Regions from separate parts of the Mus musculus genome. Here all the other regions are linked to region 1. Evidence: chromatin loops called from intact Hi-C (ENCODE). Cell type or tissue: left cerebral cortex. All regions are shown on one strand. Region 1 holds the start of Mdga1 (MAM domain containing glycosylphosphatidylinositol anchor 1). Region 2 has its middle 29 kb from the start of Zfand3. Region 3 overlaps Zfand3 (zinc finger, AN1-type domain 3). Region 4 overlaps Btbd9 (BTB (POZ) domain containing 9). Region 5 holds the start of Zfand3 (zinc finger, AN1-type domain 3).

The links. Hi-C counts contacts between places; a loop is a spot of excess contacts. Peaks named below come from ENCODE experiments on the same cell type or tissue, not always from the same donor. Only the 100,000 strongest peaks of a DNase experiment are listed, where the experiment ranks them.
Region 2: it touches region 1 in a loop (2.5-fold over the local background); 3 of 42 quality-filtered maps call a loop at or near these places.
Region 3: a loop joins it to region 1, with 4 times the contacts of the local background. A loop is called at or near these places in 8 of 42 quality-filtered maps.
Region 4: it touches region 1 in a loop (2.5-fold over the local background); 2 of 42 quality-filtered maps call a loop at or near these places.
Region 5: it touches region 1 in a loop (2.6-fold over the local background); 2 of 42 quality-filtered maps call a loop at or near these places.

The regions. Positions count from the first base shown.
Region 1 is chr17:29,885,206-29,890,205 of GRCm38, forward strand. Mdga1 (MAM domain containing glycosylphosphatidylinositol anchor 1) reads right to left here and starts at 3,373. Exons shown (of 17, transcript NM_001368423.1): 1 at 2,242-3,373. The coding sequence starts at 2,308. It overlaps Gm41559 (a long non-coding RNA gene), which reads left to right and starts at 4,696. Exons shown (of 3, transcript XR_003952341.1): 1 at 4,696-4,785. In left cerebral cortex, a CTCF peak has its summit at 2,524; DNase peaks (open chromatin) are centred at 1,090, 1,653, 1,875, 2,169 and 5 more places; H3K4me3 peaks cover 4,662 bases; H3K27ac peaks cover 2,171 bases.
Region 2 is chr17:29,973,940-29,978,939 of GRCm38, forward strand. No RefSeq gene overlaps it. Among named protein-coding and RNA genes, the nearest start is that of Zfand3, 29 kb to the right of the region's middle. In left cerebral cortex, a CTCF peak has its summit at 2,005 (motif pointing right); DNase peaks (open chromatin) are centred at 2,019 and 2,982; H3K27ac peaks cover 235 bases.
Region 3 is chr17:30,102,469-30,107,468 of GRCm38, forward strand. All of the region lies in intron 2 of Zfand3 (zinc finger, AN1-type domain 3), which reads left to right. Among named protein-coding and RNA genes, the nearest start is that of Zfand3, 100 kb to the left of the region's middle. In left cerebral cortex, a CTCF peak has its summit at 3,083 (motif pointing left); a DNase peak (open chromatin) is centred at 1,312.
Region 4 is chr17:30,508,288-30,513,287 of GRCm38, forward strand. All of the region lies in intron 6 of Btbd9 (BTB (POZ) domain containing 9), which reads right to left. Among named protein-coding and RNA genes, the nearest start is that of Btbd9, 65 kb to the right of the region's middle. In left cerebral cortex, CTCF peaks have their summits at 2,116 (motif pointing left) and 3,931; DNase peaks (open chromatin) are centred at 2,094 and 4,458.
Region 5 is chr17:30,002,422-30,007,421 of GRCm38, forward strand. It overlaps Zfand3 (zinc finger, AN1-type domain 3), which reads left to right and starts at 2,618. Exons shown (of 6, transcript NM_001356265.1): 1 at 2,618-2,887. The coding sequence starts at 2,817. In left cerebral cortex, no CTCF peak of the experiment used is centred here; DNase peaks (open chromatin) are centred at 1,987, 2,211, 2,582 and 3,307; H3K4me3 peaks cover 3,522 bases; H3K27ac peaks cover 2,287 bases.

The DNA.
Region 1 (5,000 bases):
TGTCTTGGTGAATACCAAGCTTAGGATACACCTGAGAATCTCGCGAAGCATTGTCAGCCTGCCCTAACCCTAGCTCTTCACATACTCAAACGATCTCATTGGCATTCCTACAGGGTGCCGGGTACCAGACTGGGGCTGGATGCTGTGGTGGATGGCCAGGGTGGACATCTCCATCCCTGTATACTTCCACACTCCCACTCATCTGCTTCATCTGCTTTGGGGTTCAGAGAAATGGGTGGGGTAGAACACATCCTGGCTCTTTACCACACTCCTTAGTTCCAATCCTGCTGAGGTGTCACCAAGCTTTTGTAACCTTGCAAGGGACACTGTCCACCCACCCTAGCTCCTGTTTCTCCCGATTCCCATTCACCTCTAAAAAAGATGTCCCACTCAGCAATCCCCTCTACAACCCAGCTTTGCCTGGAGCCAAGCTATCTAAGTTCAGGAGCAAAGAGTGCCCCTGAAGAACGAGGGGCGAGCAGACCCAGTATATCTACCCTTCCTGACTTGTAACAAGAGCATCAGGGACCCCAGCATATGAGAGATGGGACAGAGAAGCTTGAAAATGAGGGTCTACATAGACCATAGTTCTTGTTCCCTAACCTCTGTCCTCGTTGTTGGGGCTCCTAAGTAAACCCAGAGAGGACTCTTTAAATGTACATCAGGCCACCCAGATGAAGATGGAGAAACCCAAGCCAGAGAGCATGAGATAGTGTCATCAGACCAGCCCAAGGACGCAGGAGAAAGGTGCCGTTGACAGACCCGCACCTCAGGAGGGTGTGTGAGCAAGTTACAGTAGCCACTTGAAGGTGGCAGTGACTGAGCTGCTGATATCTTTAGTGATTCCGGAGAACAGGAACTCTGAGGCCTCTGGTGTCTTCCCCTGCCTTGTTTTATAGCCCCCCACCCCCAATACATAAAGCTCAGCCTCTTGCAGCATCCCTCCCGCCTGCCTTTTCTGGCCTATGCCAGGGGCCAGGCAGTAAGAGACACACAAACTAATTAAGAAGCAGAGTTTGGCTGGATGCCTGGGCTGGCCTCACCAGGGAATTAAGCCCAAGCTGTTAGAGCCCAGGAGCGTATACTTTCCAGATACCCCCTCCCCGGGACGCTCCTTCCTTCTGCCTGGCACAGTGAGAGACCCAAGACCTGAAGCTAGTAGCCAGGGGATATGGCTTCTGTCACCCACACTGTCTGGGTCCAACACCCTCCACTCTCAAAGAGAATAATTAGATTCTTAGCCCCAGAGAAAGCAGGAGAATCCTGCCCACCCCAGCCACACATCATTAGAAAGTAACTACAAAGCCCACCCTGCGGTGAGCAGAACGCAAAGTCAGGGCCATGGGCTCTGGGGACTGACTGACTTTCTGTGCTGTGCACGTCGGGAGGATGACCCTGGGTAGTATTGAACCAAGGAGTCTTCGGTGAGGAAACCCGCGGCATGGAGTGGAGAAAAGGTGATCAGAATACTCCATGGCGCGACTGAGCTTGTCTTGGGCATCCAAGAGCAGAGCTGCGTGGCGGGAGGCAGGGTTTAGACACGTAGCCGGATGGGTGCGAGCCGTGTGTGCGTTTCCTGAGGACTGTGGCTGAATGTGTCTGTGTGTGCGAGCAGGCAGAAGGAAGCTGGGGCTGGGGTTCTGTGGTTGGGAACCAGCGACAGGAAGAGCTGGCTCAGGAGAGGTCTGAAAAGGGATGCCGAGAACAGTCGGCGCCTGGGCTAAGGGATGCCCAACAGCTCAGACCGCCAAGAAGCTAGAAGAGGCGATCGAGCCGCGGCCACTGCCCGGAAGGCGAGCCAGCCTCAGGGCCGCGGTGCTGGAGAGCTTCTCGCCCGCCAGCCGCGCACAACTCCGGATCGCTCATCGCCCGCTTCCACTCGGGAGGCTGAGCCGAGGGAGGAAAAGGATTCCGTGGGAACAGCTGCCCCAGCCCAGAGCTTGGGCTCTTCCCGGGTCTCCTGAGCTCACTGTATTATTCTCCCAAGACTTCCGGATCTCTCTAACCCCTGGAAAGATTTCGGAAAGCCGAGACCTTACCCCGGCATCCCCAGCCTCACACCAATAGCCTAGGACCGCTTCTTGGGCTCGGGAGCAGCCTGCTCGGTCTCCCGGCGCCCAGGCGAGGGCGGAGACGCGGCCATCAGTGCATCCACCAAGCCCCGGCAGCGCGCACTTTGAGCAAGATCTTGTAAAGTTTCCGGGCGGCTCCGCCAGGGTAGAGCGGGACGCTGGCTCTTACCATAGACTCCTTGTCCCCGACAGTGGAAGGGGATAAGCGCCAGAAGTAGAAGACAGGTCACCTCCATCTTCACGGCCAGTGCTTCATCCCCGCGAGGCGGCGCAGCCTGAGAGGCGGCGGGGGGCGCATCCGCCGGGGCACCGCTTTGCCCTCTGCGTTCCCTCCTTTTCCCTGAGTCGCGACGGAGAGGGCGGCGACCGAGACTAGGAGTCTGAGCAAGCCGCGACTCGGCTCTGTCCTCTTCCCACAGGGCGGCTGCCCGGGTGGAGACGCAGGGGGCGCTGCCCCAGACCTTGAAGCCTCTGCGCACCGGGCGCAGCAGCCAGCTCCCTGGCCCAGAAAGCTCGGCCACCGAGCAGTCCTAGGTCCCCAGGGCTGTCCACCGAGGGTGCTGAACGCGGGGGGACCTCTCTGCTGCGGCGGCCGCGCTCCGATCCAACAGGCCACCGATGCCTGACAAACTTGTCTTTTCCCCGCCCAGGGGACGCCCCTCCGCGGAGCCAGGCCAGGAGGCCCGGACTCTGCTTTGGTTAATCCGCTGGCTCCAGTCCTGCAGTAGGTGTGGAGGGCTCCGCAGCCCGACCCAAGGGAGCCGGGCTGGGCGCCCTTCCCGGAGGCGAGGGCGCCGGGTCCCGGTCCTCTGGAGCGCTGGAGCAGCGAGGACTAGGTTCGGCAGCGGGGCGAGCGCTCCGGGTCCCCGAGTCCGCGAAGTTAGCCGAGCCGCCGCCGAGGAATCCGGGGGAGGCGATCGCGTCCCGGCGCCCCCGCGGGAATCCAGAGAACGGTTCCAAAGCAAGAGGGACCGCAGCCAGCAAGGGAAAGAGGAAAGTTTGAGTCCTTTGAAAATAATTCGCGCTCTTGCGGAGGCCCGGGCTCAGGAGCTGCTGGCCGCCTCCTCTCTCCCCGCTCCTCTCCCGCCGTCTGGCCGCCGCCGTGGCATTCCCGGGCTCCGCGATCTCGGGAGAGCGGGGCTGCGCCGCGCCCCAAGTTGGGCGTCCCCGCCCCCCTCCCGGCGGCCTGGGCCCGAGAGGGCCCCAGCGGGCGGGGCCGGGCGGGCTCCGGGGCACCGCGGCCACTCCGGCTCCGGGGCCGCGGGAGCGCTCCGCTCGCTCCCTAACTTGGGCTTCGCTGTGCTGCTTTCTGGTCCCTCCGAGCTTTTCATTCCGCGCTTCCTCCACCTCCCCATCACCACCACCCCGCCTCCCGCTCTCCCTCCTCCCTTCTTCCCTCCTCCCATCTCCGCGATCGGTCTCTCGCTCTCCCACCCTTTGTCGCTCGCTCGCTCTCCTGTTTGATTCCCCTCCAGTTAAAAAAAGGGGAGCCAATTAAAGGCAGCCCAGCTCGCCCGGCCCAGCCTCTGTCCAATTTCCTTGCTTCCCCCAGGACCAATTAGAGAAAACAAAACAGGGCTGGGGGAAGCAGTCTCTCTCTCTCTCTCTCTCTCTCTCTCTCTCTCTCTCTCTCTCTCTCTCTCTCTCTTTCCCCGCCCCCCCCATCTCTCTCTCCCTATCTCCGCCTCCCCCACCAGCCCCCTGGCAGAAAAATGTCAGAAAGCAGCAATGGATCCATCTATCCCGAGGACAGTAGCGGGAACGTGGGTTCGGCGCGGGCTCTGCAGCCGCGCACTCGCACACGCTCTCCGCCCTCCCTTGCACAGCCCAGGCTGGCAAAGCCCTGGCCGGGTGCAAACGCTCGCCGCACGCTCGCCGGGCAAGCACCGGCGGCTGGTTGCTGGGACGCAAGCCTGCAGGGCACTGGACACTTAATGAATGTTTTGCACTTTGGAGAAGGTGATACTGGAGCCTAGGATCGGAGGGAAAGGCCAAGGCGTCTGCTTCTCCTAGACCAGAGCTGGCGCGAGAGGCGGTTGCCTGCTGTCGCTCTGCAGGGATGTTGGCTCGGCTTGGGAATCCCGCCACCTCCACCACCACTACCCGCCCCTGGCAGAGCCCCAGCCCCTTTCCAAGCTGCCTCGGCCTCTCCCCGGGTCGGGCGCCGGGGACGCTGCCAGAGGCACTGAGGAGGAGGACGCGCTTGCAGCTTGCAGTGTCCTAGCTGAGGCCCACAGGTTGCCAACAGGTTTGCCAGCAAGACCCCAGTGCCAGAGCTCCACAGGGACACCCAGGGTCCCCTTCAGCCCGCTTCTCTCAAATCCTGCCTACCCGTGAGACCTCAGGCGTGGCCAAGTGCCCTAGGGGTGCTCGCGCTTCCTGCAGCCAAGCCGGGAAGCCTGTCTCCCCCCACTTCGAGACTCCGTCACCTTAACCCGGCCCTCCCCGAAGCTGTGACCAAGATGTAGTTCCTTCCAGACGCCCTTGGGGAGGGGCGTGGGCTGGGCAGAGAGGCGCACGACCTCCCTGGCGCCTCCGATAGCGTCCTCCCTCCAACCCGGTCCTGCTAATCTTACCTGCTCCACCTGTCGCCGTTATTTATCTCGGCGTGAGCGCAGGGATTGTACTAGAGCGGCCCGTGGGAGCGCGGACAGCACAGCCGCAGCAGCTAACAAGCTCGGAGGTTAGATCCTGTTCAGGATCTGCTGCAATGGTGGGTCCATGACCTCAGGCATCTGTCCAAACTCAAAGACCTGTTTCTGATCACCCAAAGAGTTGATTCTCTTGCATGTAAATCAGCGCATGAATTAAAAATATTAATTATAAATCCCTCCCTCTCCAAGCCCACTCCCACCGGGATGTTTCTCCTCTGACCCTCCTGGGCAAACATAACCTGTTAAGGAGGAGTGGAAAGCACAAGGTGTTGCC
Region 2 (5,000 bases), 89 kb after region 1:
ACATCCAGGGTTGGCCATTATTAGCAAAGCCGCTGAAAATACCCATGTATCTGTTGTCTGAGGAATCCATTAACATTATTTTCAGACACATACTTGACTTTTAAACGCAACAGCAGAGCACTTTCCACCTCTTCCTGTGGACTGCTCCATGCTGGGCTGAGATTACTCCATAGCTTGTGGGAGAAGAGAGCAGCCTCAGGCCTCGCCTCTGGCCCCCTGCTGATCCTCGGCGTCCCCAACCACAGCCTTGCGTCTCCATGTTGAGGTCCCTGTCTGGAAGCTGCAGCAGAGGATACAGAGAGGTTTGGGTTTTGTCTTTTTTTTTTTTTTTTTTTTTTAAATACTGCTAGGCTATTTCGAGGGTTAGAACTGATTATCCTGACAGAATTGGGATCAGCTATGAGTTGGGCCCCTGGGCACACCTGTAGGGAATTATCTTGGTTTTATGAATCGATATAGAAAGAGCTATCTTCATTTCGAGAGGGACCCTTCCCTGGGTAGGGAGTCTTGGACTGTGACATTAGGGATTCGGAAGAGCTGAGCACACATGCATCCGGCACTTGCTTCTAGCTGCTGATGCTTTGTGGTCAAGATGCTTCAGGCTCTTGATGTCCAGACTTGCCCACCATGATGGGCTGTGACCAGGAAGGGTGAGCTCCCTATCACTGGAACAGGAGAAGAAATGAAGAAGCTGGCATTTTAGATGTGAAACCGTTTATCCTGCAGATTGAAGACTCGGCCTTGGGAAGGCTGGTGGCTCTGAGTCCAAACTGTGGTTCCTCTGCCTGCCCGTTCTTTGGGCTTCAGCAGTTGAAGCTCTCTGAGGCTACATTTCCTTACCTCGGAATCTGGGAAGAGTACAGCTTACCTCGGGGGCACTGTCAGAATAGCCTAACAGACATAAATCACACAGCATAGCATGCCACACCTGCAACCGTGTTGGTTTTTCCTTGTTTGTTTTCTGCCCAAGGTCGCACAGCTAGCAAGCAGAGACACTCTGGAAACAGCTTTTGAAAGGAGGGGTTCAGGGGGAAAATACAAACCACATTACTCAGTGCCAGATTAGGGTCTGTGACAATGACTTTGCGTCTCTATACCCGTGCCACATCCTCGTACTTAACATACAGCTGGACAACAATCAATGTGTGTTCAATGAGTGAGTACAAGAAGGAACAGACACGCAGAAGGGCTCCCACCCAAAACTGCCTTTAGGAACCTTGTTTCAGAAGACTCAGTGGATCAGAGACTCTAGTGGTTAAAGGGGCTTGCTGCCAACCCTCATGACCGGAGTTCAATACTCAGGGTCCACATGGTGGAAGGAGAGAACCAATTCTCAGGGTCCACATGGTGGAAGGAGAGAACCAATTCTCATATGTTCTCTAACCTACACACACATACACACATACACACACACACACACACACACACACAAATGCAAAACAACTGGACAAACAAGCAAGACCCCAAACTTATTTCAGGCTGACATCCAGGTATAATTCCCTGGGATGGAGAAGCTTGCCAATAACCCCCCAGTGGGTGTTATTTTCTGGGATGGAAAAGGTGTTATCTGCCTCATATCTGATGAAACAGGTCACAGATTGGCATCAGGGAGCAGGGAGAAGGTAACTGGCCACCTTGAGTACAAGCTGGTCCTAGTGACTTGTGCCTAAAGGAGATCTGGGGTGGATGTGGAATAACAGACAGGAGCTGTTGCCAGAATGTACACCTCAGGCCCCTGCCACCTCCCTTCCTCTGTTGCCAGGAAAGCCCAAGTTTGTGGGGACTGCCTTGAAACCAGGCCAGGAAACAGTCTGGAGTTTCTTCCTGCCTCCTGGAGACGGGGTTTCTTCTGCAGCTCTCTCCTGTCTGGGGGTGACTCATCAGTTGTGGTGTCCTCCATAGCAGAAGAGGGTTCCAGAGAAGAGGGGCCGCCCGGGGCATATCCATCTGCTGAACAGCCAGTGCTGGCAGTAAGGCCTCTGGGCTGTTTCAATTGTGACCACAGGGGGGCGAGAGGGAGCCAGGCCCAGCGGCCCGGCCATCTGGATGTTCCTAAGCTGGGAAGAGCCCTGGACTAAGCCTGCGGAGGCGGTGCTGATGCTTCTTGGGCCTCCCAGGAGCTCTGGGCCTCCACTAAATCTGAAATAAACTCTGCCTAAAATCAGGACTAGAATCTCTCATTTACAGAGAGATTCCTAAATCAGGGGAGCGTACTTGCTCGATCTATCTACTATTGATCTCCTGAAAGCCTTAAGTCAGCTTCTTCCCTTATCATCAGGTCAGTCAGGGACTGAAGACTGTAGCTACGGTGATTAAGGCTTTGCCTAGCATGCACGAAGCCCAGGGTTCCAGCCCAAGCACTAGCTAAGCTGGGTGCGGTTAGTACACATGCTTGGATATGCTCACAACCTGCATTTTATATGTACATATATTTGAGGCAGGGGTATCTTTTTTATTTATTTATTTATTTATTTGATTACTCGGACTTTGTTTTGCTTTCTTGTTTGTTTGTTTGTTTAGATGGATTCAAATAGCCCAGGCTGGCCTCCATGGGCTTTGTGCCTGGGGGTGGCTTTGAACTTCTCATCCTCCTACTTTGACTTCCTCAGTGCTGGGGTTACAGGTGTGTGCCACCATACCTGATTTAAGGGATGCTGAAATGTGCTAGGCAGGCTTGCTAACCTTGCTTGTGTCTGTCCCTCACCTGGATCATAGCCCACGGTCATATCAGAGCTGTCCCCATGTGAGGTCAGAGGTCGACACAGGCTCTCCACAGCCTTTGGTGCTTCGCCTTGACTTGTCAATAATCTCCATCACACCTCAAAGTAGATGATACTGAGCCTCAGAGATATCGATCGAAGAATCCAAAGCCACACAGCTAGAAGAGTGTGGTGTGTGCTCCAGAGAACATAGCCCCTCCATTTCCCACACCCAGTAAGACCCCCGCTCCCACCTCCCATCACAGCCATCTGCTTGCAGCAAGCAACTTGACCTCTGTCCCCCACCCCTCCTTCAGACTGGGGGACTTCCCAGGGAGAACAGAGTCTTGCCTAATTGCAAAGGCTTAAGCGTACAAGCCTTTGCTTGAAAGTGATTGAGGCTTAACTCCAGGAACCAAGTCCAGCACGATTTACTCTGAGTATCTGTTAATCCCTCTGCCTGGCCTAGAGAGTGCTACCTGGAGTGATACCCAAGGCTATGTGTGAACATGTCCGTCCCCCCACCCCCAGCTCCTCTCCTCCTTGACCTCTGCACTCCCACCCCCAAGCCCAGTCCCTTTCTGGGACTGCAATATGTGTTCACCAAGACTGTCTCGAGGGCTGGTGAGATGGCTCAGTGGGTTAGAGCACCCGACTGCTCTTCCGAAGGTCCAGAGTTCAAATCCCAGCAACCACATGGTGGCTCACAACCATCCGTAACGAGATCTGACTCCCTCTTCTGGAGTGTCTGAAGACAGCTACAATGTACTTACATATAATAAATAAATAAATCTTTAAAAAAAAAAAAAAAAAAATCCAAAATTTAAAAAAAAAAAAAAAAAAAAGACTGTCTCGAAAGAAGGAACACCAGTCCAGATGTCACGGCTGACACCTTGGGATTTGACGGCCTCTCAAACTCTCTCAGGAGTCTCCATCACTTAGGGCCTGGCTCAGACTGTGTTGCGCTTGACCTCAGGGTTCCCTTTATCTGCAGCTCCAACGGTGTTCTAACTTACCTGATAGATCCTTGTCCTTCTGATTTGGGGTTCTCAGAAGGGAGTTTTGCTGATGCTCTGGGCTCTGGTGCCCACTCTGCAGAGACACCTCAAGCGGCTCCCTGGTATTCTCTATGGCGAAGGCTGCTCCTGTTGCCTGTCTTCTTTTTACTTTTATTTATTTTTGAGACAGAATGACTATGTAGCCCAGGCTGAGCTCCAACTTGTGTCAATCCTCCTGACTCAGCATTCCAATCCTGGCTTGGGTTGCAAGTATGGGTTACTGTATCTCATCTGTGGCAGCTCTTCTGCAACAACCGAATCTATGATTCTCTGATGCTCATCTCTGCACATGGCCATGTAGAATGTGTGTGTGTTGTATACATATGTGTACATGTCTACCTATGTTTTCCAGTACATGCATGTCTGGAGACCAGAGCTCTACCTCTGGTATCGCTATTGGTTTCCACACCTTTTGTGGGGATACGTTCTTGTTGGTTTATTTTGAGACAGTGCTGCTCTGTGTAGTTCTGGCTGCCTTGAAACTCACTCTGTAGACCAGGTTGGCCTTGAACTCACAAAGCTCTGCCTTTCTTTGCTTCTCAAATGCTGGCAATAAAGGCATGTGTCACCACCTTGGGCTCCACATTAGCTTCTTAATTTATTTTTTATTTCACGTGCACTGGTGTTTTGTCTACATGTGTATCTGTGTGAGGGTGTCAGATCTTCCTAGAAATGGAGTTCCAAATAGTTTTGAGCCACCATGTGGGTGCTGGAATTTCAACTCAGGACCTCTGGAAGAGCAGCCAGTGCTCTTAATCACTGAGCCATCTCTTCACCATTACCATCATCACCCTGTTAGTTTTTTTTTTAAAGATTTATTTATTTATTATATGTAAGTACACTGTAGCTGTCTTCAGACACTCCAGAAGAGGGAGTCAGTTCTCGTTACAGATGGTTGTGAGCCACCATGTGGTTGCTGGCATTTGAACTCCAGACCTTTGGAAGAGCAGTCAGGTGCGCTTACCCACTGAGCCATCTCACCAGGCCCCTGTTAGTTTTAAGGTACAGTTTTTACTGGATCTGCCTGAATGGCTGGTGGCTGGCCCTGGGATTACAGGCTTGTCGACATGCCTGGCTTTTACGTGGATGCTAGGGATCCAGACTCAGCTCTCCGTGCTTGCCACAGCATCATTTCAGCCCCTGAGCCGAATCCCCAACCTTGTGCCTCTTTTATTCAGCCACCTGGTCTACATGTATGATGGGTGGAGCCTTAGCCATTATTTTGGACACAGAACAAGGACAT
Region 3 (5,000 bases), 220 kb after region 1:
TAGGAATAAAAGAAAGACGGTAAAAAGTTCCGACTTTCTGTTTTAGGCTGTTAATTTCGGCATACATTTGTCTAAAACAGTTGGTATTCATTAGGTAAAAGATAACTGCAAGGTCACATGTTACCACAGAGGTTCTGACCAGCTCCACTTTACACCCAACAGCTTATGATTATTATCTCAGACCCCTGAAAAGAGTGTGGACCTAGAAGTTACGCTATCCTCAGATAAAATCTGCAACTTAACAGCTAGTTACCTTTTGCTACTGGAATTGGGAGTGAGAGCGCTGCTGTCTTGCTTACAATAAGATTTGGCTGTTTTATGGTTATTTGGGGGATAGACTTAAATATCATTATCTGTGTGCTGTCTGTATATGTATACGTTATATATAAGAACCATAAGGATTGGTACATTGCTATGTGACTTTTAAGAGGTAATTCCACTTTGAAGTTCTAAGTGATCAATGGAGGCTGTAACAACAGCATAAGATCAGAAACCTGTTCTTTTTTTTTTTTTTTTTCCTTTTTGGTTTTTGACTGTCCTGGAACTCACTCTGTAGACCAGGCTGGCCTCCAACGCAGAAGTCTGCCTGCCTCTGCCTCCCAAGTGCTGGGATTAAAGGCGTGCGCCACCACTGCCCAACCAGAAACCTGTTTTTATTTTTATGTGGCTTTTACCTTATAGCCTTGGTCAGGTCAGTTCTCTGCATTAAAAAAAGGGGAAGTCGCCCACATTGCTGCCTGAGATATCTTAGTAGTGTGTGACTGTCATCGTCATAGAATGGTTCTTTCATAGATCAAGAAGCTGATAGACTGTGATACTTTAGTAGAAGTTGAAAGAATGAAATTGAAAAAATAAAATTGAAGAAAAGCAGCAAGTCAGAGAGTGGATCAGGAAAACCACAATCATGTTAACATTGGTTTACAATTGGGATAAGAGATGGTCATGACTGTCAGAGCTGGCACCCACCCCTTTCTTAAAGCATGTGTAAGACCTTACTTTCTGAGGTTTGCCCTTCCAGCTGTGAGGCAGTGCATGTTGTCTACTCTGACCTCTGACCTTGGTATTGCTACTTTTGTGTTCATTCTGACCCCAACAGCTTATTTTTCCCTGCCCTAACCACATTTTTGTGCCTTCATTTTACCCCAACACGTTTCTTGTTCCATCATTCAATGCTAAACAACTGTGGTAAATTAGGTTGATGTTTTACTAAGAGCTTTGTTGAGAGAGAATCCACATTCCTTAAAATGAATTCACCCCTATCACCAGCATCTTAGCTCAGAAGACTCCCACATCCATGTGGGTGGCCATGGATGATACACATTGTATGTTAAGTCACAGTCAGTGTGGAGCCCTAGCCACTTGTCTGCACAAGGTAATTAGTAACTGATGGCGGAAGTGTGAGCACCATACATAGTAAGAGGATAGAGGAGTGTGGCCAGTGTTCCCCGAGCTTTGCTGCTCAACTCAGTAACCAGGGCAGATCGAGGCGGGTGGGGCTGTGGGGGTGGGGTGTGTTTGACTGGAGTGTCCCCTTTTGTGATCAGGACTCAGTGGGGAGGGGACTACCTGAACTTGTTTCTGAGGTTTGGTTGCTAGCCCAAATACACAGAAAGTAAAATTTGTTTCACACTTCTTCATATGTGAACAGTAAGTTGTTTTTTTTTTTTTTTCTAAGACCTTTAAAAATGCTTTGCATGATTATCTCACCTCCTGTGTGAACACACAGACATTTTCTGTGGGTTTTCTGCAAGAGTAGAAAGTACTTTTAATTGCTAAGCCAACGATTGTCCCCTTGACTACATTTTTAAGGTATTTGTTTTTTAACAGGTGTGGATTTGTGAGTAGGGCATTTTTGTTTAGAGTAACAATAGGAGCCAGGCATGGTGATCCTTGCCTTTAATTTCAGCAGCTTGGAGACAGAAGCGGATAGATCTCTGAGTTCATGGTCAGCCTGGTCTAGACAGTGAGAGACCTTGTCTAAAAAAGAAACAAGGAAAAAAAAAAAAAGAAAAAAGAAAAAAAAATAAAAAACTGGTAGAAAATTTTTGCTTTTCTCCAATTTTGTTTTATGAATTAAAAATAATCTGAACATTATTTTCTTTTTCACAGTCAGTAAAACAATCATTTTTATATCAATAATCTTTTTCATGTCCATAAATATGTAATTAAAATGTAAGTAGATACTTGTTTTAGGGTTTTATTGATGTGAAGAGACACCATGACCAAGGCAACTCTAACAGGAAAACATTTAATTGGGGCTGCCTTATAGGTTCAGAAGTTCAGTCCATTATCTTCTTGGCAGGAACATGGCAGCATCCAGGCAGGCATGGTGCAGGAGGAGCTGAGAGTTCTACGTCTCAATCCACAGGCAGCAGAAGGAGACTGTGCGCCACACTAGGCACAGCTTGAGAATAGGAGACCTCAAAGCCTCCTCAGTGACGCACTTCCTCCAACAAGGCCACACCTCCTAATAGTGCTACTATTGGGCCAAGAATTCAATACATCCACTTATGGGGGCCATACCTATTCAAAGCACCACAGTACTGTAAATAATGGTTTGGGATTATGTGGAATAGACCTTCATGTCACTCTTGTTCAAAAGTAAATTTAACCAATTTTTCTCAGTTAAAAAAATACATAGTTGTATATCATAAGTCATTCCGATTTTTGGTGAAAGTATAAGATTTTAAAATGTGGAAGACAAGATCATAAAGTTTGACATTTGTGTCTAGCACTTGGAGGTACATTCTGTAGTAGTCCGCATCCAGCAGCCTTAACTTCCACCTGCACTGTATTTGGGCAGTGGAGCTTAGGGCTTGGTGTTGCTGCTTGCAGCCCAAGCATGCCCATCCCTATCGAAAGTTCATCTTTCAAGACTTGGATGGAAGAATTTGGTAAAACACTAAAACAGCCAGATTTAATATTCTGATATGCTTTTTGCTCCGAAGAAATCTCTCATTTTGTTTTAATAGTGATTTTTAATCTTTACATAATGAATTTTAGGATCCAAAAATCTTTAACCTGAAAGTTAAAGACCCTTGAAACAAAGTAAGGGGTGTGATGGATGCAAGAGACTTGGCCACCCTCTAGTGGCCATGGGGCCATATTCCACGTCACCTGTCACTGGGGAGGGAGATGAAGTTACTCTGTACTAGAGTCCAGACCCTAGAGTGGCAGGGATGGAGGCAGAGTGAGAGTCCTAGAATGTCTGCTTCTCTTACCTTGGTTGATGGTTATTTCACTTCTACTTTCGCAGATTTTAAAATTTTATTCAATTAAACTTTGTATTTCTTGAGACAGAAAAATAAGGTGCAAGCAAGCTCATATAGTGTTTGCCAGTATGTATTGGGCACTGTTAAACACATTACACATAATCCTTAAAGTATGGATTACATACTTTGGATTGCATGGACCTATGTGCATTACGTTCATCCAACCCCGCTGGTGTTTTCAGAGAGTAGTAGTTATTCTCTACATTTCTGTGGCCTGCCATTTTCCATGTATTAACACGCTTTTCCTCTGTCTGGCTCACTGACGCTCTTCTCCTTTAATGAATGTCTCAGACATAACCTTCTGGTGGACTGCTCATCGCCCAGTGAGCCTTAGTGTAAACGGATTCTGCGTTTCTATTTCAAACCTTCTTAAATACAGTACTTAATGCTCTCTACTATATAGTGTTGCCTCCTTCCTGCCTTTGCTGTTTCAGTGTTTACAGAAAGCATCTAAGCACTTTCTTGAAACAGTGTATTAGGAGCTCTGCCTGCCTCGGGGGCGGTTGTTTATCGTCTGGCTGATGTTATTTCTTTGTTTCTTTGACTTGTTCATATATTAACATGAATGACTTCGGTAGAAGAGCTTGGATATTTTTAAAATTGCATTGCTTAGTTGGCAAGTACCATACATTATTTGATTTAATCTTCTTTTTATCAATATAGTGACTAGACCAAGACTGACAATATGAACTTAACTTTGATGTCTGTAGGAATGTGGAGAAGTCCATCCTAATCCATTTAATATTACTTTGGTACCTTAGATGCTTAGTTAGCTGTATAGTTTCTGTTTTAAACGAAGCACCTATTAATTAAACACTTATGAAAACGTGCCTAGCCTCATTACTAATCACGGAAATGTGAGCTGAAACAGAACTTTGATAATGTCACACTGTTATATTGACAGAAGTTAAACTGTCTGGTAGTAGCAGAACTGAGTGGGCTCTGCTGCTAGGGTGAGAATTGATGAGTCCTCCCATGAGCAGTGTGATAGGGTTTGGTAAGGGAACACTGGTTTTGTTTGGCCTAGTGTTTCTAACTGCATACCTCAGAAATGCTCACACACATAAGACCAGTGTAAGAGTATTCATGGAAGTAGGACTTTTATTAATGAAAAAGTTGGGAATAAATGAACTCCATTTCAGAAACATGGCTGAAACGTATCTGAATGATGGGTATGTAATGTGTCATAGTTTAGAAACATGTAAAATCATGCTATTTGTGGCTGCCCATCCATGGATGCTTAATATAAGAGATAGGTATGAGCAGACATTAAAATGCAGGTCTTGAAGCAGGATTTCAGAATAGTAGTTATGCTGAGATAAGAAGGGGGTTGGCCTGAAGGAGCGGACACAGAGCCTTAGGCTGACCTGCAGGCTGACTGCTTATATATAAACTCAGAAGCAGATAGAGTGAGGCACTGAGACTGACACACAGCTGGGTGGTAGGTGCAGATGCAGTGCTATCCACTGTACACCTTTTAAAGAGTACCCAATGGAGTGACTGGGTGTGTGTTGTGACAAAGCTAGCCATAAAGGTGGCCATTGGCAATGTACAGAACAGAGAGTGGTAACTGGAAAGCCAAAGGCAGTGCTTTAAAACTTAGGCTTTACACTCAAATCCTAGCTGTGCACTTCCTAGCTACTGGCTTTGAGCCTTAGTGAGCTTATCCTTGAAATAGTAATAGTAACCTAGGGATGTGTCAGGAGATGTGAGAAGGGAAAAAGGCAT
Region 4 (5,000 bases), 620 kb after region 1:
CAGTGTTTGCCTTTCAAAGCAAACAAATGTTCTGTCTGCCCAGTTAGTGGATGAGATGGGGCAGAGGGAGTGGAGGCTGACCAGACACACACATCCATGCACTGCTAGTGTGGCGAGGAGAGAACGCCCCATAAATAGAAACACTTCTCTCCTCATTTGCTGTACCTGTCCCCTAGATCTACAGCCCTGTGAAGGTACTATAATCTAATGAGAATGGGTGGGGGGATGTCACAGCCAATGACAGCAGGGAGGAGGGGAGACGGAATAGATGGAGGCAATAAAAGAGATTCAAGTGCTTTACCCCAACAAATGCTACAGTTTTAGTACACATCTAATGAGGCTCCCACAGAAGACTAGCTAATATGAACAACATTCTCCATATACCAAAGAAGGCCTACATGCTCAGAGCAGAGACGAGATCATAGCATCTCCTGTCTCTCCGCTTACAACACTACCACCCTGGCAACCTTACTCAAAAATACATGCCTGCTCTCAGTGACCCGTACTTATAAATTTGTGTATATGCTACTCTCAACTGATGAGTGCAGAAACCCTGACATCTATCAGTGTTACAAGCTCGGGACTGAGTACAGTGTAGAGCACAAAGCAGGTGCTAATTTGCTGAATGAGTAAGCAGTGAACGAACGAACGAACGATCGAACGAACGAACGAAGACAATTTTCTTTCCTGGGCTAGTGAAGCATGCCTAAATCCCTGTTCTGAGTAAAAACAGAGCCCCTCTAGTGAGGTATTTATCATCACCGAAGGCCTCTAATGTAACCCCTGAGACTAGAAGACAGACTGGCAAATGTTCTGCAACACCCCTTCCTTTTTCTGCGACATACTTGACACATAATAATTTCTTGCTCTAAGAAAATGGGAATAAGGAGGGAAAGGAAACAGTAGTTATTCAAACAAGCAACGGGCATCAAAGGGAAGCATTGGTAGAGAATCAAGTGCCTGCTACAAGAAGCAAGACCTGTCTCATCAGGGGTGCGATCACTAATTCAACTGTCCCAACCTAGCCCACCACAGTCTGCCTAAATTCAACATTTGATTTCAAAGAGTTTCTAAAGGATTAGAAACATATGTAGCATTCTGTAGCATTGGGATTCTTTAGCATTAGCCCACTTTCCTGAGCAGGATATAAAAGTAAAAAGTATTTCAAAACACTGACAGGGGTGACTGATATTTAAAAATTAAAATTTTATTTTCATAAAGCATCAATATAACACTTAACTGCAGTATCAATTCACATAACACACACAAACACACACGGGGGGGAGAGAGAGAGAGAGAAAGAGAGAGAGAGAAGTCGTTATCAATGCAAAGTTCTTACAAGTGACACAGTGAGGTTTGGTCTGAGGATAAAGATGCACACAGATAAACTGCAAGTCGCTTTTCTTCAGCTCCAGCTGAGGGTTAAGGTAGGAGGAGCTGGTGTTAGTAAAACTTTGGTGCACATAGAACAGCACCACACACACACCACTCCTGGCAAGGGTTCAGAAAGGTCAGTCACTTCCTTCCACTCATCATCACTGAAGTGATAACTGTGGTGTGAGGCTGGCGCTTCCTTACTGCCAGGAGACGCAACCACCACCATGCCAGGCGGACGCTGCCAGGGTTACCCCGCACAGGCAGAGGCATGGCAGACCTAGTGTTATGTTATGTGTTTTCTCAGAACCAAAAATATACAAAACCTGCTGTAAACATTCAAAAATGAGCAAGCCATTAGTTATTAGTTATTAAGATACTGTTTGTGGCAGGCTCAGGACAGTACAGGGAAGCACTCACAGGCTTGGCTGCTAGGAAAAGGCACAGTGGCATCTTAATAAAAGCCAATGTGCCAAAGATGCCAACCTTCTCTGAAGATCAAACAACAGCTCAGATTCTCAAAGGGTGATTAAAAAAAAAAAAGTCTGCTCTGTAGAAAACAAGCAGCCTTCCTGCTCAATAACTATCAAGCTCACAGGGTGCGGTTCTCCCGTTCAGTAACTATCGAGCTCACAGAGTACGGCTCCTGCTCCTTTTTGGTGAGGGCAGCATGCTCAGTGAGGCACAGATTCACCACAGCAAGGGTGTGAACTGAAGCCAGGGTTGGGGTGAGCGCCATCTGCAGCACAGCACAGGTTCCACAATGCCGACTGACTGACCTAAGTCTCAGAAAGAGGTGTAGGTCAAATCTCCCATGCCTTGATTGATAAAATACCACTTTTTTCAATTTAACAGATGAAATCTGCCATCCATACAAAGCATTAAAAACCTTCAACATGAACCTCAAATTTCAGTTTCCTACAGAAAACAAGCCCTAAAAAAGTAGAGCTGTTTGCCAGCTCAGGGAGTCTGCCACCACTCAGACCCTCTTAACGACTGCTCTGCTCAGATGGACAGTGAATGTTCAAGGCAATGCAGACTTCATCTCTCACCGTCAGTCAGCGCCTTACACCATGAACCTGCACTGGGTACAGAGTGGCCGCCTAGCACAGTGTCACGGTCTGAGTGCTGTCTGACAATCCTAAGACTTAGAACCCACACTCTATGCCTCTAAAAGCTTGTAATTTTACTCTGAGGGAAACCAAAGCAACACAAAAGACACTAAACAACAAAGGTGACATATGTACAAATACACAAATTAACTAACACAAGAAAAATTAAACCCTTACACACTAAGGAAGTATTTGCAGAGTGAAGTACCCACAGGAAGTTCATTTAGAACATTGTTTAAGCAGTCAATAAATGATTCTGAAGGGAATCAAAGCATCCTTGGATAGTCAAGTAAGGTCTAATTCTTAGATTTATCTTAAACTGCTGTTAGAACAAACACCTAAGCTGACGAACGATTTATGAAGCAATGCAGGAGACATGTTAAAATGCTTGTCCTCATTGCCGGGCATGGTGGCACACGCCTTTAATCCCAGCCCTTGGGAGGCAGAGGCAGGCGGATTTCTGAGTTTGAGGCCAGCCTGGTCTACAAAGTGAGTTCCAGGACAGCCAGGGCTATACAGAGAAACCCTGTCTCAAAAAACTAAAATGCTCGTCGTCTTTAAAGCTTTCTAACTGATGCTGATCCTGAGGCCCCTCCCTCCTCTCATTCCCACCCTCTCTTAGGGCACCTTTGCTCCATCAGCTTTCTGGTCTGGAGCCAACGTACTGCGGTGGTCTGACTTGAGAATGGCCTCCATGGGTGCATGTTATCTGAATGTTTGGTTCTCAGTTGGTAGACCTTCTTGATTAGGGGGTGTGGCCTTGTGGGAGGAAGCTTGACACCGAGGCTGGGCTTTGGGCTTTCCCATGCAGAACTGAGTTCGTGCATGCATGCATGCATGTGCCTCATGCTTGTGGGAAAAGAGGTGAGCTCTCAGCTCCTGCTCCTCTAGAACCATGCCTGGCTGCAGCTTCTCATGGGCTTACCCTCTGAAGCTTTCTTCTCTAAGTGGTATTTGGCCGAATGTTTGCTACAGCAACTGAACAGCAACTACGACATGGACTAAAACAAAAGCAGAGCACAAAATGACCCTGTCAAAGTCAGGTCCACGGAGGAGACTTTTAGAAAGGAAGAAAGGGAGGGAGGGAGGGAGGGAGGGAGGGAGGGAGGGAGGGGGAAAGAAAAGGAAAAGGGGAGGGGAGGAGAGGGGATGAGTGCCCAAGGGAAAGCCTGGTTCTAAAACTGGAGACCCCGACTGAAGGCAGGTCTCTCCCTCTGCCTGGAGACCCCGACTGAAGGCAGGCCTCTCCCTCTGCCTGGAGACCCCGACTGAAGGCAGGCCTCTCCCTCTGCCTGGAGACCCACCTGAAGGCAGGTCTCTCCCTCTGCCTGGAGTTTTGAGGGAGAAAGCACAGCTGGAATCATGAGAATCTGCTCAGGAGTCACGTTCCTATTGCCTCTAATGACACACAAATGCGCTGTGCTGCCACCTAGGCCAAATGCTTACACTCATACGCTGCTGATTTTTCAATCTGCTGCAACCATTATAACCTGAGTCAGTCATGACTTTATCACCATCATCATCTCCTCTTCCTCCTCCTCCTCCTCCTCTTTCTTCCCATAACAGGTCCCTCTCATTCCACAAGCAGCCCTGAGACATGGAATCTTCACTCAATTTCTTGTCCCTGTTATTTTAATCCATTCAAAACTCCTGTGGGTAAAAGAGCAACTGCCAGACGAGACACTTTAGTTCCTCTTTGGGGAAATAAAATTGATTTTCTTCGTTTTCACAGAAGAGGATCCCTGGGTAACAATATTGTGTCCAGTCAACGCCCATAATAAAAACGTAGGCAATATTTTTTACTATCCTAGTGACTAAAGGGTTCTGTGAAGTTCTTGTTCTACGTTAACCATGAGTTCAGAGGTGTCTCCTGACCAGGGGACATGCTCACCCACTCACTCCATGTCAGTCACAGCTAAAAGTTAAGATGGATGCCATCTGGCATGGGGGGCTGTGTGGGTGCTGATGAACAGGGGCCAGCTCCGCATTCTCCCTGTTTGCACCCACCATTTCTCTTCTCTCCACACCTCACTAAGGAGCCCATTTTCTGCCTTTGGCCTGTCTCTCGCCTTAGAAATTACCCAAGGGCACTTCTCCCGAGGGAAAGTAAATCTGAGTGACCCTCGGGGTACCTCAGCCACCTTTTCCAGCTCCCAGGCTCACTCCTGTCTCGCAGGACTAGAGGATGTTTAGATTATGCTTTGACCTAAAGAAGAATATAAACTATCAGCAGAGTAACCTTTCAATGTTCTCTAAAACAGCCTCACCTGGAGGCTGTCAAACAGCAGGGTCCGCTGGTCCTGAGCTGGGAAGGTGTGAGCGAAAAGCCTGCCAGCCGAGCGAGCCCTGCCCAGGCATCACCACCCTCCTACCCGGGAAAGGCCCAAGTATGCCAACACGGACCCGAGCAACCAGGGCTCCTGCTGGCTCTGGGAACCACCAGGAAGCCTTCAGAGCAATCTTCCCTCTCTCCAGCCAGAACTGCTTTCTCTGTGTAGACACCAGTGAGTGCAA
Region 5 (5,000 bases), 120 kb after region 1:
ACAGACACACAGAGAGAGAGGGAGAGGGAAAAGAGATTGATTTTGCATGAAGACATATGTGTGATTTTGGCACTTGCAAAGACAAGGCTCTAGGCAAGGACTGAATTTTTGTCAGATTAGTTTTTCCATTCAGCGAATATGGGTTAACTTCTCTCCGATCTTAGTCCTTTTGAAGACAGTTGTGTAAGAAGAGATACATATAGAGAATTGCTGGATTGTCCGATAATGGGCACAGGAAGGACCCAACTCTCCTGTGGTAGAGGTGGAGGGCATTGAAACATGCCACTGAAACAGTAGGAACATGCTGGGCCAGAGGGAGGAAGGGCTGTTGAGGCAAAGAGGATGGGCAGTCAGGGGAAATGATGCGAGAACAAGCAAGGTGCATTTAGGAAAGAACGACAGGGGGCTGACTTGTAGGGGACATGATGGAGAATGGTGGGTAGAGTCTTGGAGGAAGATAGAAGGCTAAGGATCTTACTTCCTGGATACAGGGAGCTTGAACTTGCTGGGAAGCCTCTTTGTATGAACCATTCTTGTCTCTAGAGGGATTAGACATCTTGGGTATTCAAGAAATGCTTGCTGAATTAGTGGCAGGCAGACAGGTGAGTGGTTTGTTTGTTGGGCAACAAGTACACTCACACCCAGCTTTCCTTTGGGTTTTCTCTTCTACAGAAAAGACAATCATCAAGAAGCCAATACAGAGAGATGCGAGTGGGGCAGGGGACTTCATCTTCCTGTTAGATTTAAAGGCTGCCTCTTTTTATGTGGCAATTCCATGAGTTGGAGAGAAGATTTGAGGGTAGCATGAGAATGAGGAATGCTGTATATGTTTATTCATTCCTCCCCCCCCCCCCAGTCTTGGTATGTCTATGGAGTCCTGGCTATTTTGGAGCTCATGATGTAGAGCACGTTGTCCTCAAATTCACAAAAACCTGCCAGCCTCTGCCTCAGGATGGCTGTGACTAAAGGCACGTACCATTATGCCCACCCAGCTCCTATGCACTTTTGACAGTTGTTCTATTGAAGGCGCGTGAATGTTCACAAAATCAGAATTAAACACTGTGGCGTTAAAGTTTTGTGATCATTGTCTTCCCTCAGTTGTACTGTTGCAAGGATTCTAAACTCAGTGTAATTCCTGGTTTTTAGGTATTTAGAGGCCATGAGAATGGATGTCAGCGGAAACAAACTCAGAGAATGCCCAAACTGATATAAAGGAAAGGAAAAGTACTATTTGGTAATAAAGTTAGTCTAAGTAATATTCTCTGGGGCTGGGTTCCCTTGGAGTTGAGAGGGTACATGGTAGCCTTCCCGTAAGTTCTGGACTTTTAAGTTGGCTCCAAACCCCTTAAGGTCAGGTCACTTCTCCAAGAGTTCTGGTGGACGTTTCTTTTGTGTTCAAATTAGTGATCGCTAGTGGACTATTCTGGTCACCGCTGACTGGAGAACAGAAAGAATTTAGGACTGTGGTAAGGAATATTAAAGAATTCTTTCAACGGCTCAAGTTTGGCCACTTATTAATGTCCAGTAGGGATCAAGTTAAATCTTCTCCCCCAAACCAACCATATTTACCCCAGGGAGGTTTTCCAAATCAAGATAGTGGGAGTGGACCTGGGGTACTCCAACTGAGGACATCAGAGGGGTGAAACACTTGGGCAAGTTCCTTCTGCCCCACGACTTGCTATCTAGAGATGTTCCTGAAATTCATTTATGGCAGGACGGAGGCCACTTTTCCGGGGGAACTGTCTGAGTGGGTTGGGAGTAGGGGAAATGGGAAGCGAGATTCTCCGGCGGCTGGCAGTTTGGGGAGGAACGCTTCGCGGCACTCATCAGGGGCGCGAGAACAGTGGCCTTGAAGACCCAGACGGCCAGCGGTGAACGCAGGACACCTAGGCAACTTCCGGGTTTGGAAACGCTCCACCCAGCTCTGGACAGACTACCAGGTCTCCAGGCGCATGCGCCGCCGCTCTGGGACCGACCCAAGTCACCCCAAACAACTAATTGGGCCCCCGGCCCGCTTGGGGCGTACCATTTGTCTCAGCTGGGGGGTGGAGGCAAAGCTCCCCCACAGGACTCTGAAACCCGCTCTCCTTCCTCAGCCAGGAGCGCAGGCTAGCTCTCGTAAAAGTCCTGGGAAGATGGAGGGCTGAGAGGCGGCTCGCACGAGGAACTCGGGAGGAGCACGCACCGCCCAGCCTCCGAGGCTCTGAACAAAGTGGCACGCCCGGATCCCAGCTGATCCGTCGGGCTCCGGCGGCGGCGGTGGCTCCCCCGGGCGAGACCATCGCGCCGCCTCGGGAGGGGTGTCCGCCTCGGGGAGGGGGCGGAGCGGCCATTGTCCGGTCAGCGCAGTCTACGGGGCGGGGGAGGGGATTACGGAGCGAGCGGGGGCCCGGGGCGTCACAGCCGGCCGCTGCGACTCCACTGCCGGCGGGGGCTACGGGTTCCTCCCCACCCAGCCCCGGACCCGCCAGCGCCGCCGCACGGGACAGCGCCGTGGCTGGGGGGCGGCGGAGAGAGCCGCCAAGGCCGCCAGATCTCCCCGGCTCGCACGGCCCAGCCCCTCCTCCGCAGCTCCCCTCCCTCTCCTCGCCGCGCCCCCCCCCTCCGCAGGCCGAGTGGTGCGGCCCGCCTCCAGCTGACCCGCCTGGAATCCCGGCTCGGAGCTCCGGACTCGCGCCCGCCTGCGCGCCCGCTCCCTCCCCCTCCCCCCGCCCCGCGCCCCCCGCCGCTGCCGCCGCCGCCTCCGCTTCCTCCGAGGGGGGCTCAGGCCCAGCCGCCGTCGCCTCCGAGCTCCGCCGCCGCCGCCGCCGAGCACCATGGGAGACGCCGGGAGCGAGCGCAGCAAAGCGCCCAGCCTGCCGCCTCGCTGTCCCTGCGGCTTCTGGGGGTAAGTGTGGGGGCAGGGGCGCGGGCTCGGGCCTCGGGGTGGCGGTGGGGACCCGAGGGAGGCCAGAGCCCCGGGAAGCTGGGCCGCGGAAGCCGGGCCTCGGGGGAGCGGGCGGGGACCGCGGCCTCGGCCTGAGGAGGGCTGCGGGAAGGGGACGCTGGTGGGGGGGGGGGGAGGAGGAAGAAGAGGAGGAATAGGAATAAGAGGAGCAGGAGGACCAGGACCGCTCGGGCCGCGCTACCCTCTGTGGGACTCGCTGGCCCGAGGCCGGCTTGGGGTGAGGGGCCACGGGTGAGCCGGAGGGACGAGGTGGCGGCGCTGGCACTTCTGACGGGGCAGGGTTGCCCCTTTTCCTTTTCCCTTGGCCTGTGGAGGCCAGTCCGCCTCCCCCTCATCTTGGTATGAGTTGGTGCCCAGCCATCAGGAGGGTATTTCCTCTGACTTTTTCACCTCCCCTCCTCCCTGCTGCTCCCCGGGAGATTTGCATCATCACTTCCTAAATTATATCTCAGTCCCCATTTGCTTTTAGGAAGCTGTTCACACGTCATACGTTTGAACAGATCCAGGGTCCAGAATTTGGGCTTGGGGTGTAAAGTTAAAAGGCATTGTTGAGGGTCTTACTTTTTAATCTAAAACATGTTTCAGGGAGTCTGTAAAATTACTCTGTCCAAAAAAACCCCTCCTCCACCACCACCACCACCACTACCACCACCACCACCACTATCACCATCATCACCACCATCATCATAACCACCAGCAACAACAAACAACAACAAGGAATCCCCCAAACAGATAAACACCCCTACCCAACTAAACCGAACCGAAAACAGAAACTTCTCAACAGAACCTCCAGCCAGCCTAGCTTGTGGAATGTGAGAGTTGCCTTCCTTCCTTGGCTCTCAAATTCTCTTTCCCTATTAAAAATTTTCTTTTTAAATGTTCACTACACAGAGTATAGAATTCCATGCCTCATTAGGGTGAGTTGGGGGAAGTTACAAATAGATTAGATAGATAGATGGGACCCCCCCACTCCTACCAGCAGTTATAGTTGGTCCTTGGAACACTTTGGGTTTTCTAGATTGTCACCTAACAAGCAATGGTCACAGCTCATGACTAGTTCTGTGTAAGGTTACTGGAGAGTTACAGCAGCTTTTGAGAGTCAGGCTTTTTATCCTTTTTAAAGATTGTGTTGGGATGTATATGAACGAAATTGGCTGTTTCTAGTGAAGATACCCTGGGAAGTAGCTATTTTATACTCCAGGAATGGTTGATAAAGAAATTAAAGACATGCTTAGGAGTGAAGAAGAGTAGAAAGTGCAGTGTAATGCAGATCTCTGGAAGGTTTCAAGTGTATCCTTTCAAAAAATTCTTCAGAGGAGGATAGGGATCTAGGACAAGTTGTAGCCTTAGCAGAAATTCCAAAGATGTAACAGTGTTTTAGCCGTAGAGTCTTCTTTGAATTTTAATTTGATTTAAAACATTTTAAAAGTTTATTTTGAACTTTATTATGAAAAAAAAAGTTGGAAAAAAACCACACATCAAAATTAACCAGCTCCAAAGACTTTACAGTGAGAGTTGTTGGAGTTATTGGCTTGTCTGTGAAGTGCTGAAGTGTTGGATGGATAGTCCAATTCTCCTAGGGATCTGACAGGGTTAGCTAGTACTGGATGGGAGGCATGCAGATGATGGGATGGCTAACTTGCTCCTCCTTGTAGGGAGTGCAGGGTGTGGTGGGCGAGTGCTCCAGAGAGCCTAGTGTCATCACATTTATGACATCACTTTGGAAAAATGTAGTGTCACAAGCCCTAAATTGTAACTTACTGTGGGACATGTGGCCTTAGAAAGTAGCTCCCAGTGCCCACCTCAGTGATTGCGCAGTGTGGAGAGGTCTGCTTCCTGGCAACCTGCTCTTATGTCCTTGGGACCATTAGTGAATAGAGTGAAGGCAATCCCTGCTTTCACCAAGGCTTAGAAGCTGGAGAAGTGGATGAAGGAAGCCCCTGCTTTCAGCCAGCAGATTTTGAGTCAGGCTACGAGACTTTGGTGGGAGCAGACAGCGGAAGTCTTGACCCACAGCACCCAGGCTTCCTTCATTTCTACTTTCAGTCTGTCC